Linked DNA regions of Homo sapiens: region 1 is linked to region 2. Evidence: chromatin contacts called from ENCODE Hi-C or POLR2A ChIA-PET data. All regions are on one chromosome and are shown on one strand. Each heading gives the region's core, a stretch centred on a gene start or an enhancer-like site at or near the end of the contact. The rest is flanking DNA. Distances are from core to core; before and after follow the strand shown.

Region 1 (7,629 bases), core at 3,711-6,210, 46 kb before region 2:
CTGAGGGACTCATTCCCATAGTGGCTGGACTGCTGATGGCTGCTAGTTCTCAGCTGAATCTCTGCCTGGGTATTAGCTGAAGGGACCCATTCACTCAAGGTCATGACCCCCACCTGAGGGCAGCCCACAGCAAATGGCTGGTCAATGTGGAGTTATAAAGTCTCAATCCCTTGAGACTTGGGTGGTCCAAGTCAGAAGGACCATCCCAGCTCCAGAGAACCCTGTAGGATTGGCTGAGTCTTTTGTCGCTATTGTAATACAGTTCAACTACTCCTTGTGCCCATTCCTATATCTTGTGCTCCTCCATAGTTGTTGATCCCAAGGATACTTTCCAAGAACTTTCCCTCCTGAAAATATTCATCTCAGAGTCTGTTTCCCAAGGAATGCATCTGAAGTCATACTGTTTCTTAGTCTGATAAATCAGCAAAGAGCAGAGACCCCATTCAAACTCTTTACACGCAGACACACAATGGTACTTCAGTATACGATTCTGGTGTGTAGTCTTATTTAGTTGGGGGCTGTTGTAAGTACTTTACATGTCTCAGTTTATTTAATCATTTCAACAATTCTGGGAGGTTGCTACGTGTCATTCCCAATTTACAGATGAGGAAATTGAGGCAGAGAGTTTAGGTGCCTTTCTGAATTCATACAAGTAGTTACTGTCAAAGGTGAGATTTGAGATTTATCATTCTGCCTCCTACTATGCTATGCTGTTGTAAAGCTTTTGGAACACAAGAAGGTGTGTGTGTGCTGGAGGCTCCTAAGCCATCATTAGTGTACGTGAGACTGTGAGTAAGAGCTTCCCAAGCATACATGATCCATTCCTCAGTTTACCTGTGGGGAAGCTAACCTAGTAGTCATCATGGTTTATTCTCAGGTGGAGACAGGGGAATAATTTAACTTGGTTACCTGTTAAAGATGCATTTAGCTATTAGAGGATTTTAAGTGACCTAGATTTGTGTGTTTTATTGGCCATGAGAACAAAGAGGTAAATGGTAGCAAAGAGACAGTAGTTTTTTTTCTGCTTTGACTCCAGTATTTCTTGATGCTATTGACCAGGTGATAGTTAAAAGCCATGCTTGGTTCTCTTACCTCTTCTTACCCTCTATAAGAGTGAAGGTTGAATAGAGATTATTTCAGGGAGTGGAGAAAGTTAGAGACTCTCATAAACCTAGAGTTTCCAGACTTAATCTAAATTGTTTTTGCACAAAGCTAACTTTGATTATATAATATTCTGTTACAAATAAAGTTGGCATTAGAGTACTGCAGACAGCTGTTGAATGATAGGCAAAAGTATGTAATTGCAGCCCTCATAAAGATTTCATTTTTGTACTTTCATTTAAATTGATAATTAAATTTAAAGACATCAATCTTTATTAATTACAGAATGTGCCTAAACCCTGACCATGAGGATAGTTATTGTGGTAAAGTCTCTTGGTGCTGTCTGTCCAGTTATGAAACTTTTCTTCATTCACTTGTGCCTGATTTTCACAAGTGATATTCATTGTAGTTTGTGCCTGTGGCCTACAGGAGAAGAAAGCCACCTGTTTAACTATTTAAATAGTTATAAGCCCATAGTTGCCTGAAATAACCTAGTCTTTCGTAGAAAGGTATGAAATTCCCTTTTCTGGGAATTGTTTTTTGTTTCTGATTCTTGCCCTTGGTAACATTTATGCTACTATATTATTTCTATGCTATGTGCGTTAGTTAAACCAGCATAAAAATTAACAGAAGACTTCACAAAAAAGCCAGGCCAGATGTCCCCTTGCTTAGCTCCTTTTATCCTCTTTCCGCTGACTTCACATGTTGGTAATGGCTATGTATTTGGGTATATTTCTGGATTAAACATTTTAAAAGCTAACTGTTGCCTTCTGGTACTTGTTATTCCTGTTACCAATAGTTCCTAGTATTGTTAAAAAGTCCCTGATGAGTCAGTTCAAAAGGTTAGGGTTTAGTGAGAGGGATAGTACATTTCTTTTTGGTGGAAACTATTAACATATATAAGTCTTTGGCTTTTTTTTTTATCATTATTTCTTAAAACTTTGAAAGTATATTAATGAGTCAAATCAGCTTCCTTAAACATCAGTGAAATGTTTGGATTAACAATTTTTAAATTTTTATTTTAAAAAGCTTTAATGTTGTGAGGAAAAAAATTACTGGGGGAGGTACTCAAGAGAGCCTTTTGGGGTCCTGGAAATTCTTTATATCCTATGGTGGTTAATGATCTGTGTGTGTGTGTGTGTGTGTGTGTGTGTGTATTTATATGTATATATGTAGAAATTAATTGAGCTGTATGTTTAAAACTTATTCTCTATACTGTGTATATATTACAACACAGTAAGGCAAATTAATATTTTCTAGTTTTGAAGCATCTTTTATTTTAAAGCATTTAGAACATGAGATAAGGTAAGTGATAGGATTTTTTTAAAGTTGTAAAGCACTGTGCAACTAAAAGACACCACAATCTAGAAATAGAAATAGCATATTTGGTATACAAAGTGGGTTGTCCTCCACCCTGTAGGCATGGATCTTTTAAACCCTGGTTTAGCCCCTCAGCCTGTTGCCAGAGAGTGAATTCTCTTTGTGCTGAGATGACTCTTAGCTCTGCCCCTGCTGTGGGCCTTAAAGGTTTAATTCTAGGGCAATTAACCCACAGATCCTTTTCAAAGCTTGTCACCTTACTATGACTATGAAAGAGCACATATTGTCCCTGGTATGATCATGAACAAAGTTTCCAACAATTGAAGGGGAGTTCAGTGGAGTCAGGAACTGTATTAAGGAAATATATTACAGGGGCAGAGAGAGCACCTCCTAAGAGTGTAATGAGGAAGAGAACAGACTAGAACACTCCCATTCCTGTTAAAGCTTTGTTAAGCATTTTATGACAGAAAACTGCTAGTGCAGGCAGGTTAATGAAGAGAGAAGATGAAAAACTGTTCTGTGAGTTTCAAACTAGGTCTATCATTAAAAGAGGTTTAAGTGTCACTTGCAAGCCAGTACTTTGGAGACTGAAAAGTTGTAGTATACCCTTTTAGTGTGAATCTTGCTGACAGGGTCAGCCTGAACAATAGGGCTTTGATAGACAGCCTGTATCCCTTTTGCTATGACAGGGTTTGATCTCTTATCTCTTATGATTTCTGACTCTCTTTTCCCCATTGTCTCTGTACTGTTCCATTCATTCCCACTGCTTGCTATTTGATAATGATTTCTCTAACAACCTTTTTTTTTTTTCTTTTTTAATACCTCTGCACTTTCTGCCTATTTCTTTCCATTTTTAAGTCCTTTCTCTAGCTTGTTTTGAGCCAGTTTCAGGGCAAATTCTTGCCTGTCTTCCTCTCATCTGTTTCTCAGCTAGATCAGGTTTCATATCTCTTACTACTTCAGCCCATATAAGTTTTCCCTTTCCTGTTGTAGTTACCGTCTGACTTTCAATGTGGCACTTAATTATATAATTTCTGATCTTATTTGTTTTTTTAAATTTTTAAAAATTAAAATTTTTTTAGAGACAAGATCTAACTCTATTGCCTAGGCTGGAGTACAGTGGTGTGATCATACCTTACTGCAAGCTTGAACTCCTGGGCTCAAGCAATTCTCCCCCCTCAGTCTCCCTAGTAGCTAGGACTACAGGCATGCACCACCATGCCTGGCAAGTTAACAAAATTTTTTTTTTTGTAGAGATGGGGTCTTAGTATGTTGCCCAGGCTGGTCCCAAACTCCTGGCTTCAGTTGATCCTCCAGCCTCAGCCTCCCAAAGTGCTGGAATTACAGGTGTTAAGTCACTGCACCCAGCCCTGTTATTTCTTAAGTGATTCATATTTATGCCTTATTTCTCCAGTTTTCTTGGAGGGAAAGCATCACCTTCATTTTCTATCTACTTTAGGGGATAACACAGTGCTTTACATATAGTAAGCAATAAAACTACATCTGTGGGATAAACAAATTTATATTCAGGTTCCTATAATGTCAGGTACTCAATCCTTTGTTTAAAGTTAATGCCATGTAAAAATAGGTAATAGGGGTATTATATTTGAATTTCAAGCAATCTTGTGCTTAAGGTTATATTCTGTATTTTCTTTTTATTTTCCTTTTACAATTTAATCTGACAGTGGGGCCAATTTTATAGGTGTAGGAAATCCTTTGTCAAATATAGTCTTCCAGTAAATACATGTTTTAAATAATGCAATGTGGATATGGCTCATTATAGTCTCTAAATAATTACCAGGGCCCTTCAGTAAGGGAAATACTTTTCTGATGGATCATTAGGAATACATTTGTGGCAGACTTTTAAACCATTACTAATCATAGAGATGGTCTTAATTGCTTTCGAAGTGAAGAATTCTTTGAAATGTGAAGAATCACTTGCTAAACTTTCTGATTTGCTAGACTAGGTTTTCCTAAATTGGCCTAGTTTAAAATGGGCATACCTGTGCTTAAAAAGATCCAGAGACCTTCCACCTATCTGCAAATACAAAATTAGCAGTAATAACTGACAATCAGCCTCCTTTCCCTCTGTCAGTTATAGGGACTATTTAAGGCTATATCTTTTTCATGCTCTTGAAGTAATGTGAGGTTTAGATTTGACTCCCTTTAATCTGAAACACTGACTTAGCTCCAAACCACTTAACAGCCTGCCATTTTGCACTGGGAGGGGAAAAACAGCAATGTAATTTACTGTCCACATTTTATAGTTTTCCCTTAAAAAAAAAAAAAACTTGCTTACACAGTTCCTGTATTTGCACAGACTAGAGAGTGAAATGGCTTTTAAATGCAGCCCTGGCTGGGCAATGCCAGGAACCCACAGCAGCTGACAGGCCACTCTAGCTGGGGAAAGGCAGTCAGAGGTAAAGAGCATCTCTGGGAATAAAGGTGTCAGGGAGAGAGTGTGAGGGAAGATGTAGGCGGCACAGGTGGGAAGGACAGAGGGTCATGGCTGGCCTACGCTTCATAACTTACGTGCACATCTAGACACATCTTGATAACGATCCTGTCATCATTTTAGTCAGGCAGAAGCATTTCCTGGGCCCTGACTCATTGCTTGGGAATTTCTTCACCATTACCCTGTCTGAACCCTGGTCTCTTAGAGATCTAGCCAAAAGAACCTCTGGCCTTATATATTATCTCTATTACTGAATGAACAGTGTCTGTCTTGGGTCTTGTCTAGGAAAACGGAATAAGAAGCAGGATTCTTGAAGTCTCACCTTGAGAATCATGCTCCACCCCGCTAGAACTTTACCCTGACTCCTGGTCCCTGTGCCCTACTGCCTCACATTTTTCAACTTCTCCTGCTCCATATTCCCTTCCAGCTCCATCCATTCATGGAGCAGTTACTAAACATCTGATATGGGAACCCACCCACTGGACTAGTAAGGAACCCTGTATTAGTCAGGGTTCTTCAGAGAAACAGAACCAATAGGATTATGTGTGTGTGTGTGTGTGTGTGTGTGTGTGTGTGTATAATATGTGTATGTATGCACATGCCCAGTTAATTTTTAATTGTTCATGTATATATAATTAAACATATATGTATATTAATTTACATATTTATATACATATGCATAGTAAATGTGTATGTAAATACATATATGCATATATTTAACTTAAATATATACACATGTGTGTATATGTATAAAATATATTTTATATATACACACACACATATGTATATATATACACACACCTGTCTTCCTGTGTGTATATATACATATATACATACACCAATGTATACATTTTTACATATGGCTCTTGGTTTACATGTATACATACATGAAGACAAAATCGACAGGATGTATGCGTGTATGTATGTGTATATACGGATGTATATATGTATATATGTGCATGTGTATAACCAGATGTATATGTGTGTATGTGTGTGTATGTGTATATACAGATGTGTATATATATGTATACACATACACACACATCCTGTTGATTCCGTCTTCATGTATGTATACATGTAAACCAAGAGCTGTATGTATATATGTATACATTGGTGTATGTATATATGTATACATACACATGGGAAGACAGGTGTGTATATATACATATATATGTGTGTATGTATATAAAATATGTTTATATTACACATATATACACAAATATATGTGTATTTTAAGAATTTAAGATTTATTTTAAGAAACTGGCTTATGTGATTGTGGAGACTGGAAAGCATGTGTGTATGTATGTGTGTGTGTGTGTGTGTGTGTGTGTCTATGTGTGTGTGTGTGTGTGTGTGTCTATGTGTGTGTGTATGTGCATACATGCACATGCCCCAATAGTGTGTGTGTATCTATCTATCCATCTATCTTTTTTTAATTAAAAAATTTTAAGAGACAGGGTCTTGCTCTGTCACCCAGGCTGGAGTGCAGTGGTGCAATCGTAGCTCACGGTAGCCTTCACTCCTGGGCTCAAGTGGTCCTTCCATCTCAGCCTTCAGAATAACTAGCCCTACAGGTGTGTGCCACTACATCTGGGTAATTAAACTTTTTTTTTTTTTTTTTTTTTTTTTGTAGAGAGGGAGGTCTTGCTGTGTTGCCTAGGCTGGTCTTGAACTCCAGGCCTAAAGCAATCCTCCTGCCTTCACTTCCCAATGCGCTGGGATTACAGGCATGAGCCACCACACCCAGCCTATCTATCTTGATTTGTTTTAAGGATTTGGCTCATGTAGATGCGGAGATTGGCAAATCCAAATTATGCAAGCCAGGCATGATGGTTCACACCTGTAATCTCAGCACTTTGGGTGGGCGATGTGAGAGGATCGCTTGAAGCCAGGAGTTTGAGACTAGCTTGGCCAACAAAGCAAGACCCTGTCTCTACAAAAATAAACCAGGGAAGTGTTGAGGTTGAAGCTTAAGTCTGAAGACAGTCTGGAGACATAATTCTCTCTTCCTTAGGGAAGGTCAGCCTTTATTCTCAGCCTTTATTCTATTAAAGCCCTCAAATGATTGGATGAGGCCCAACAACATTATGAGGGTAATATACTTCACTTAAAGTTTCATGATTTAAATATTAATCTCACTATCCCTAGTCAAGTAATTATTCCTTCCTCTCCATTTCCAAAGCCCTTTGTTTATAACTGCTATGGAACCTACCACAAGGCTCATAACTTGATTTATAGTTGTTTATTTATGTAAGCATCTTCCTAACTAGACATTTATTAATCAAGGACAAGGGCCCATATTATTTTCCTTTGTCAGAGTCACTATCTGTGATGACTGATTTTATGTATTAATTTGGGTAGGCTATAGTACCCACATATTGAAGGGACAGGATTCACAGTATGAGAAATTCTTCAAACACAGAATGCACGTTCACAAGATGCTGGGTGGCCACAAACATGCCTACGTTAGTGAGTGAAGAAGAGGGAGGAATCAAAACTGATTCCAAGTTTTCTCATTTAGCAGCTGGGTGATTGGCGATGTTGTGACCAAGGCAAGGAAAATGGGAGGACTAGATCTGTGGGACAGAAAGACAAAATTGAGTTTTTGTTTTTGAATACGTTGAATTGAAGATATCTGCAGCACATCAGTGTGGAGACAGTTGTACAATAGACAGAAATTTGGGTTCTAGGCTTAAAATAGCAGATAGGACTAGAGATATAAATTTCGTAACCACCCTATAGATGTGGCAATA
Region 2 (6,924 bases), core at 3,460-5,959:
CTTTCTTTGACTAGGAAAGGGAACTCCCTGACCCCTTGCGCTTTCTGAGTGAGGCAATGCCTCGCCCTGCTTCGGCTTGCGCACGGTGCGTGCACCCACTGACCTGCGCCCACTGTCTGGCACTCCCTATTGAGATGAACCCGGTACCTCAGATGGAAATGCAGAAATCACCCGTCTTCTGTGTCGCTCACACTGGGAGCTGTAGACCAGAGCTGTTCCTATTTGGCCATCTTGGCTCCTCCCAACATGCTTTCTATCAGAATTATAACATTTTTAAACATGCTTGGCAAAAACACAGATGTTATTAGTGATATTTGCATTAGGAAATAATTATAATAAAGAATAAATGTAATCAGTTTTACCTTGATATAAATTTTACATTTTCCAAAACCAAATTGTGTAATGAAAGCCATTACAATTTTTTCTTTGTAATCTGGAATCTTACTAGAAAATGTTGATGAGGCTTTGAGACTCGAAGATAAATTGTTTGTTGTGGAATTTACAAATGCTTTTTGGCAGTGATCAGTTGTCCTCTAAGAGTGTTTGGCAATCTTTTGGATTCAAAATGTTGGATCTTCACTTGCTAATATTTCTGAGCAGGAGTGGGGGTGATGTTCCCATCTGTGAAGAGTCAAGAGAGGTGGGAAGGAAGTGTTCTGGCTTGAAGATTGTATCTTCTGCACACCTGTGTGGCAAAGTTGTCTGGTGGGTGGAGGATTTATTTGATGAGGGGGCAGCAAATTGAAAGAGGATGCAGAAGCGGTAGAGTAGTTTTCCCTGGGCTTTAAAAATACAAATTATTTGGGGAAGATACCACATCTTAATTCTTTATAAACTAACGTCTTAATATCATAGGAAAGAAACCACATAAAACTGTGTTTCAAAATGGTTCTATTTTAGTATATTTAAAGTACATGTAAAAATGATAAAAAAAAAAGAAAAAAAATAAAGCACCGCTTTTAGAAGAAATCGAGTGGAAATTTAGAAATTCGGAGTGAATGCAAGAAACTGTTATTGAAAATCCAGTCTGTGTCTAGCACTTTGCCAAGGCCCCTAGAATAAAAAAGTTGACTAAGATACATCTCCAGTTCCCAAAAACTCTCCATACATTAGAGAATGGGGTGACATACAACACCAAATAAATACTGTTCAAGATTGCAGATGGTTTATCAGGATAGATTTCCACAAATTACAGTGGGGGTGGCTGGTTCTGGGAAGTTTTATCATCAGGTTTTTTCTCTTGTTTTATTTACCCGTGTGCTTTTCTTGATCTTACAGTTTAATTGTATGTGTGGCTTTTTGTTCAAGTTATCTCAATTTCTTCTGAGAAGAAATATAGTTTCAAAATCAATCAATAAAGATAATCCTCTGATAAAGTAAGATCTGAATATACAAATCATGGTTACAGTAATCTTACCATTATATATAAATTACCTCTCAAACAAATGGGCCATTCAGAAAAAGGCTCAGAGTGAATTAGCTGGAGGGGTTGTCAAGGGTCATAGTTTTTACTGCTTTGAAGAGATTATCACTGGATGATTTCCTCACATTTATATAACTTCAGTCTCCTGTTCTTTTTACTCTGGCTGAGGTACAAGGAATCAGGAAAGAGAGGGCAACTGTGAGGAAGGAGCATTCTCCAGGTGGGAAGGTTAGTAAAATTAACCATACAATTACAGAATGGGGAAAATGAGGCCTGCCTAGGTGATTAGGGAAGGAGATGGTTACAAACTTGGAGATGTCTAATCTCAGTAAGCAGGTCAAAGAGGTCAGCTTTCACTTAGCAGCTCCAGAGCACAATCAGATGAGTATAGCTAAATGTTTTCAATTCTAAAAAATCAAGTCAGGGAGAAATTTTGTTTGGGCCTAATGGGAAACAGTTTCTCTGCTCACAACATTTCTGACACCAAGTATATGGATTTTCTAGACCAAGAAATTCTCGAGTTCTCTTCAGAGACCAACTGGGGATCAACAATTCAATTTAATTCTGACACCCAAGGTGAGTGCAGACCCTACAGGTTAAGGGTTCAGTCCCACAAGACTGCTCCCCACTTCTGATGCCAATCACAAGTAGTGAGTCCCCAGGTTACCTATACTTCTGACCTGGCTACGTGGACCCCTCCTCAAGTCTGATAATTTGCTATAACCACTCACAGAACTCAGAGGAACACTTCGTATTACTGGTTTATTATAAAGGATATTCTAAAGGATACAAATGAACAGTATGACAGTCAGATGAATAGGTTCATAGGACAAAGTCCAGCCAATGGTCCTAGGTACAGGAACTTCTGTATCCGTGGAATTTTGGATGCATCACCTTCCTGGCAAGTGGACACATTCACCAACCTGGACACTTTCCCAATACCTTTGCTTAGGGGTTTTATGAAGGCTCTATTATGTAGGCATGATTGATTAAATCATTGGCCTTTGGTGATTAGCTCAATCTCCAGCTCCTCTTCCCTCCCCAGATGGGGCTGAAGGTTTCAATCCTCTAAACACACAGTTGGTTCCTCTGGTAACCAGCCTCCATCCTTCAAGACTCACCTCATTAGCATAAACTCAGGTGTGGTTGGAAGTGGCTTATTATGAACAATGAAAGATGCTGCTTTCACTTCTATTACTCAGGAAGTTGCTAGTGTTTTAGAAGCTTTGTGCCAGGAACTGGGGACAAAGACCAAATATTTATTTATTATTATATCACAACATCACAGTACCTAAGAAGCAAAGCTACATTCAGCAAGTACTGATGGGAGTCAAGGTTATATGTTGGAGGGCACCAATTTATTTGTATGGATTTGCTTTATTTATTTATTTTTGTAAGTAAATAAATTTGTCTTGCTATGTTTCCCAGGTTGGTCTCAAACTCCTGACCTCAAGCAGTCCTTCCACTTTGGCCTCCCAAAATGCTGGGGTTACAAGCATGAGCCACTGTACCCAGCTGTGCATTTTTTTAAACTTTATTTTATGTAGTTTTAAAACTATATATATTTTATATAGTTTTTTATAATTAGAAATGTTAATGAGTAGTTTTCTATTTATATTATTAGTTTAATAAAAGCTTCTTTTATACAATAAGAAAAATGGACTCAATTATTAATATATTCTCAGTTATTAATAATTATATTCTAAATTACCAATTCTCAATTATTAATATTCAATCAATAATAATATGTTAATATATTCTCAATTATTAATATTCTGAGAGGTGTGTCTGGGGAAAGCCAGTGGGAATATATTACCTAATTCAGGACTCCATTTTGTCCCCTAGCAGCTATACAAATTGCAGGCATAGTGATCCTGCCTGGGAAGTAATAACCAGCCTTGTAAACTGGAACCTACTGAGTGAAAGTAAACATCAAATCATGGCAAAGATTGGTTGGCAATTACTGTAAATAAAAAATGGAACCTATTATATTGTGATTGCTTACTCCCATATCCTCCACTAGGAGGATAAATTTTGTGAGAGCAGGGACTGTATTTGACTTATTTAAAGTTACATATATATATCCTAACTGTGTATAATACATAGTTGCTATTAAAGAAAAAATATTAAATGAATAACTGGGGTAAGTCATGAAGAGGGAAGCAGAAACGAGAGAAAATTGAACTATATTTAGAGATGTTCCTTCACTTACAAATGGGTTACATCCTGATAAACCCATTGTTAAGTTGAAAATATTGTATAAATGGAAAATGCATTTAATACACCTCAGCTACCAAATAGCATAGCTTAGCCTAGCTATGATGAGCTGAAATGTGCTCAGAACATTTATGTTAGCCAACAACTGGACAAAATCATGTGACAACATAGTACAATGTAGAGTGTAGGTTGTTTACCCTCATGATCATGCGGCTGACTGGGAACTGTGGTTCATTGCTGCTGTCCAGCATGGCGGGAGATGGAGAGAGATAATATCATATCTCTTTCTATTGAATGCACATCACTTGTGCACCATAGTCAAGTTAAAAAATTATGTCAGGGACCATCTGTATTTCCCAAATTTGTTTAGAATCCTCCTTGGTTTCTCCCATAGATGGTTGATCCCATCTAGAAGGGCTTATTAAGTACCAAAGAAAGTCTTAAGTTTTGTTTCAAAGTATTGATTTATCTCTACATTGACAGCATGCTTCTTAACAGCAGGCTAGAAATTGGATTGGTGGTTTCTTTTAGTCTTAGAACTAAGACTTCAGGGCAAAGATGTGGAATTTGAGACCAAATTATGTCCTTCACCTAAAATGCACCAAATCAAATAAATTGTCTCTAGGTAATCCTTGGCATGCAGGCCTGTCTATTTTATAGAGAGTGGGTAATCCAACCCCTTCCTGAAAGTGCCTATTTAATTTATCTGAATTAAGTGGGAACAACAAACAGAAGTGTTTGAACCACAAGATAAAGTAACTGAATTGCAAAGCCAGGAATGAGTCCAGGTTAGTAGACACACATTAGGAAATGCACTGCAAAATATAAAGTGGGAGTCTTGCACCTTTGCAAGGATTAATGCTTTGAAAATATGATAGCTCAGAGAAAAAAGAAAGTTTTAGGAACTTAGTGCCATTAGGAACTTAAGGCCATTTTCTAAAGCAGCCATTCTCACCCAGAGGGCAAAAGACGCCTTTCAGCTGGAGTGGCTTTTGCCATTGCCTGGTGCCAGGGAGCTGAAGCCTTGGCAGCTGGTTGTACACAGCTCTTTCCTTGCAGGAGTGCCAGTAAGGAGAGGCTTCCAGAGCATGTCTGCACAGGAGACCAGAGAGCTCAGGTTTTTAAGTTCTAAATAAGGAGATTTATTCTGACTAAGACTCCTCCTTAGTCAATCCTTGATGACTCCAGAGATGGCAGGGCTGTTAGTTTCGTTATGTTATTTAAAAGAGTGTGTTGAAGAAAATGTTAATTGATCCAGATGACTATGTGCATTATATCACAAAAGAAAGTTCATTTTTCACACTTTTGTCATCATCAGTCCCTCTATTTTTTATACTACTAGCCTGACCTCTTAGGCTCTTCTAGAATTTCAGAGAGCCAAGAAACATGTTTTTTAAAGTACCATTTTTCAACAATAAGTGTATGAAAATAAAAACAGTTTGATCATCTTCTCTCAGCAAAGGTAAAACATTTTTAGGCAGTAAGTAAATAGAAGGTTGTTTTAAGGTGCACTAAACCTGGGCAAGGAAAAGTATTCTGGAGACAAACAAGAGCAGGAGAGATAGTAGAAGCAGAGAAGAAATCTGGGTGGGATATTCTACAACCCTGTGACCCCTAGAGTGGTCTGTGGACCAGCAATGTCTACAACACCTGGCAGAATTCAGTCCTCTTATCCCTCCAACCCACTGAATCAGAATCTGATTCTTAAAAGGATTCCCAGGGGATTTGTATGTACATTGAAGTTTGAGAGCTCAGCTCTTGGAGCCCAGAGAGGAAGAGTTCTGAGTAAATCTGCCACCACTGAGGCTCTCAAACTTTGGTGAATATAGGAAACTCGTGAAAAGGTTACTAAAAAGGAGTGTTTACGGGTCAAAGAGGTTCTGATTCTATAGACTTGTGTGGTACCTTGAAAATCTGTATTTCTAACAAATTTTCCAGGGCTTCTGACACATATGATCATTGAACCACATGTTAAGAAACCTCTACTGCTGATTTCATGATTTAATGAAGGAAGACTATGCTTACTAAATAATACCCACTGAAGCAGCAGGCCATAAGAGGCTTTCTGCCTGGGAGAAGCGTAATGGAGTTGCCTGTCTAAGATATAGTTACTGGTTGCAGGGCCCCTAAGACCTCATCTTTCTAGACTGATCTGTGTTCTAATCACATTGAGCTCTCCAGTTTCCCAAAACTAGCCACATGCTTTGCAATGCTGTTTTCTCTGCTCAAGTTTCTGAGTCAGTTTGGATTCTTGTTTAAGGTATGTACTAGTGGTGTGACCTCAAGCAAGTGACTCACAATGTGTTACACTCAGTTTGCTCATATGTAAAATGGGTTCTGTAGTATCTGTCTCATGGGGTTATCGCAACAATTACAAGAGAAATGGCCCATGTAAAATATATAGATAGCAGAGTGTATAGCATTTAACAGATATTTAGTACATGATCATAACTATTGCTTGCATTCTTTCTTGTCTGAAGAACTCCCGTTTTTCCTCCAAAACTTAGTTGCTCTTTGTAAGTCCTTGACAAGCTCCCCACTACCACTATGAAGTTGCTCACACATCTGTGCTCTCAACAGTACTTAAACATTTCTCTCTGTGTCCCTTGTGATATGTTGTTATTCGTTCTCTTTCTTTCTGCTGAACTGTGAGCTCATCAAAACAAACAATAAAAACAAACCCTGTCTTATCTGTCTGTATAGTGTTAGCACCACACACCTAATGATAAAGGCAAGGTGATTGTTTATGGGCTAGGCCCTGTTCTAAGCACTTTTAATGAATTAACTCATTGATTCCTCAGAACAACCCTATTAGGTAGGCATGGCTGTTACCTCCATTTTATAGATGGGGAAGCTGAAGCACAGATAAGTAACTTGTCCAAGGTGATACTATTCAGTGGTAGACCTGTAATTAGAATCAATTTAATAGCAGTCTGGTTCCAGAGTTCAAGGCAGCAGACACTCACTCAATAAAGGCTTGTTGAATTGCATTACACTGTGAGTATACCAGCTTTAGATGTGGTCTTCCTGCTTTAAGAAATGGTGTTCTGAAGGTGACTAAGGAGAAAGTCAAATCATTGTTACAGTTTTCTGGTGTGTCTTATTGACCTAAAACAATATCAAAACATATCACAGATGTACAATGTTTAATGGGTTCATTCTGAAAGGACACCTCGAATCTGTTACGAAATTGTGAAGTACCCAGACTATTTCAAAGAGCAAGATTTTGTAGAACAACAGGAGGAAATGAAGACTTCCTGACATGGTCATTTCTTTCTTTTTTT

What was found. Hi-C counts contacts between places; a loop is a spot of excess contacts on that map. ChIA-PET counts read pairs that join two places held with the same protein, here RNA polymerase II (POLR2A). Pooled maps may share reads with other maps.
Region 1: a loop to region 2 is called in a map of mammary epithelial cell, with 4 times the contacts of the local background. The contact joins two enhancer-like sites. A Hi-C loop is called at or near these places in 1 of 168 maps with a recorded cell type or tissue (mammary epithelial cell) and 9 of 50 pooled maps. POLR2A ChIA-PET finds 5 or more read pairs at or near these places in 8 of 52 experiments (AG04450, BJ, H1 and 5 more).

What each region holds. Positions count from the first base shown.
Region 1 is chr5:96,063,176-96,070,804 of GRCh38, forward strand. All of the region lies in intron 1 of LOC101929710 (a long non-coding RNA gene), which reads left to right. All of the region lies in intron 1 of LOC105379096 (a long non-coding RNA gene), which reads right to left. It also overlaps a transcript of CAST not described here. Among named protein-coding and RNA genes, the nearest start is that of MIR583, 12 kb to the right of the region's middle. RefSeq lists an enhancer at 2,281-3,183. Within about 2 kb of position 4,961, at least 6 of the 41 ENCODE cell types and tissues checked have a DNase peak (open chromatin) inside an H3K27ac peak, as active enhancers do; they include mammary epithelial cell, where a contact is called at or near this core.
Region 2 is chr5:96,109,007-96,115,930 of GRCh38, forward strand. All of the region lies in intron 1 of LOC101929710 (a long non-coding RNA gene), which reads left to right. It also overlaps a transcript of CAST not described here. Among named protein-coding and RNA genes, the nearest start is that of MIR583, 33 kb to the left of the region's middle. Within about 2 kb of position 4,710, at least 3 of the 41 ENCODE cell types and tissues checked have a DNase peak (open chromatin) inside an H3K27ac peak, as active enhancers do; they include mammary epithelial cell, where a contact is called at or near this core.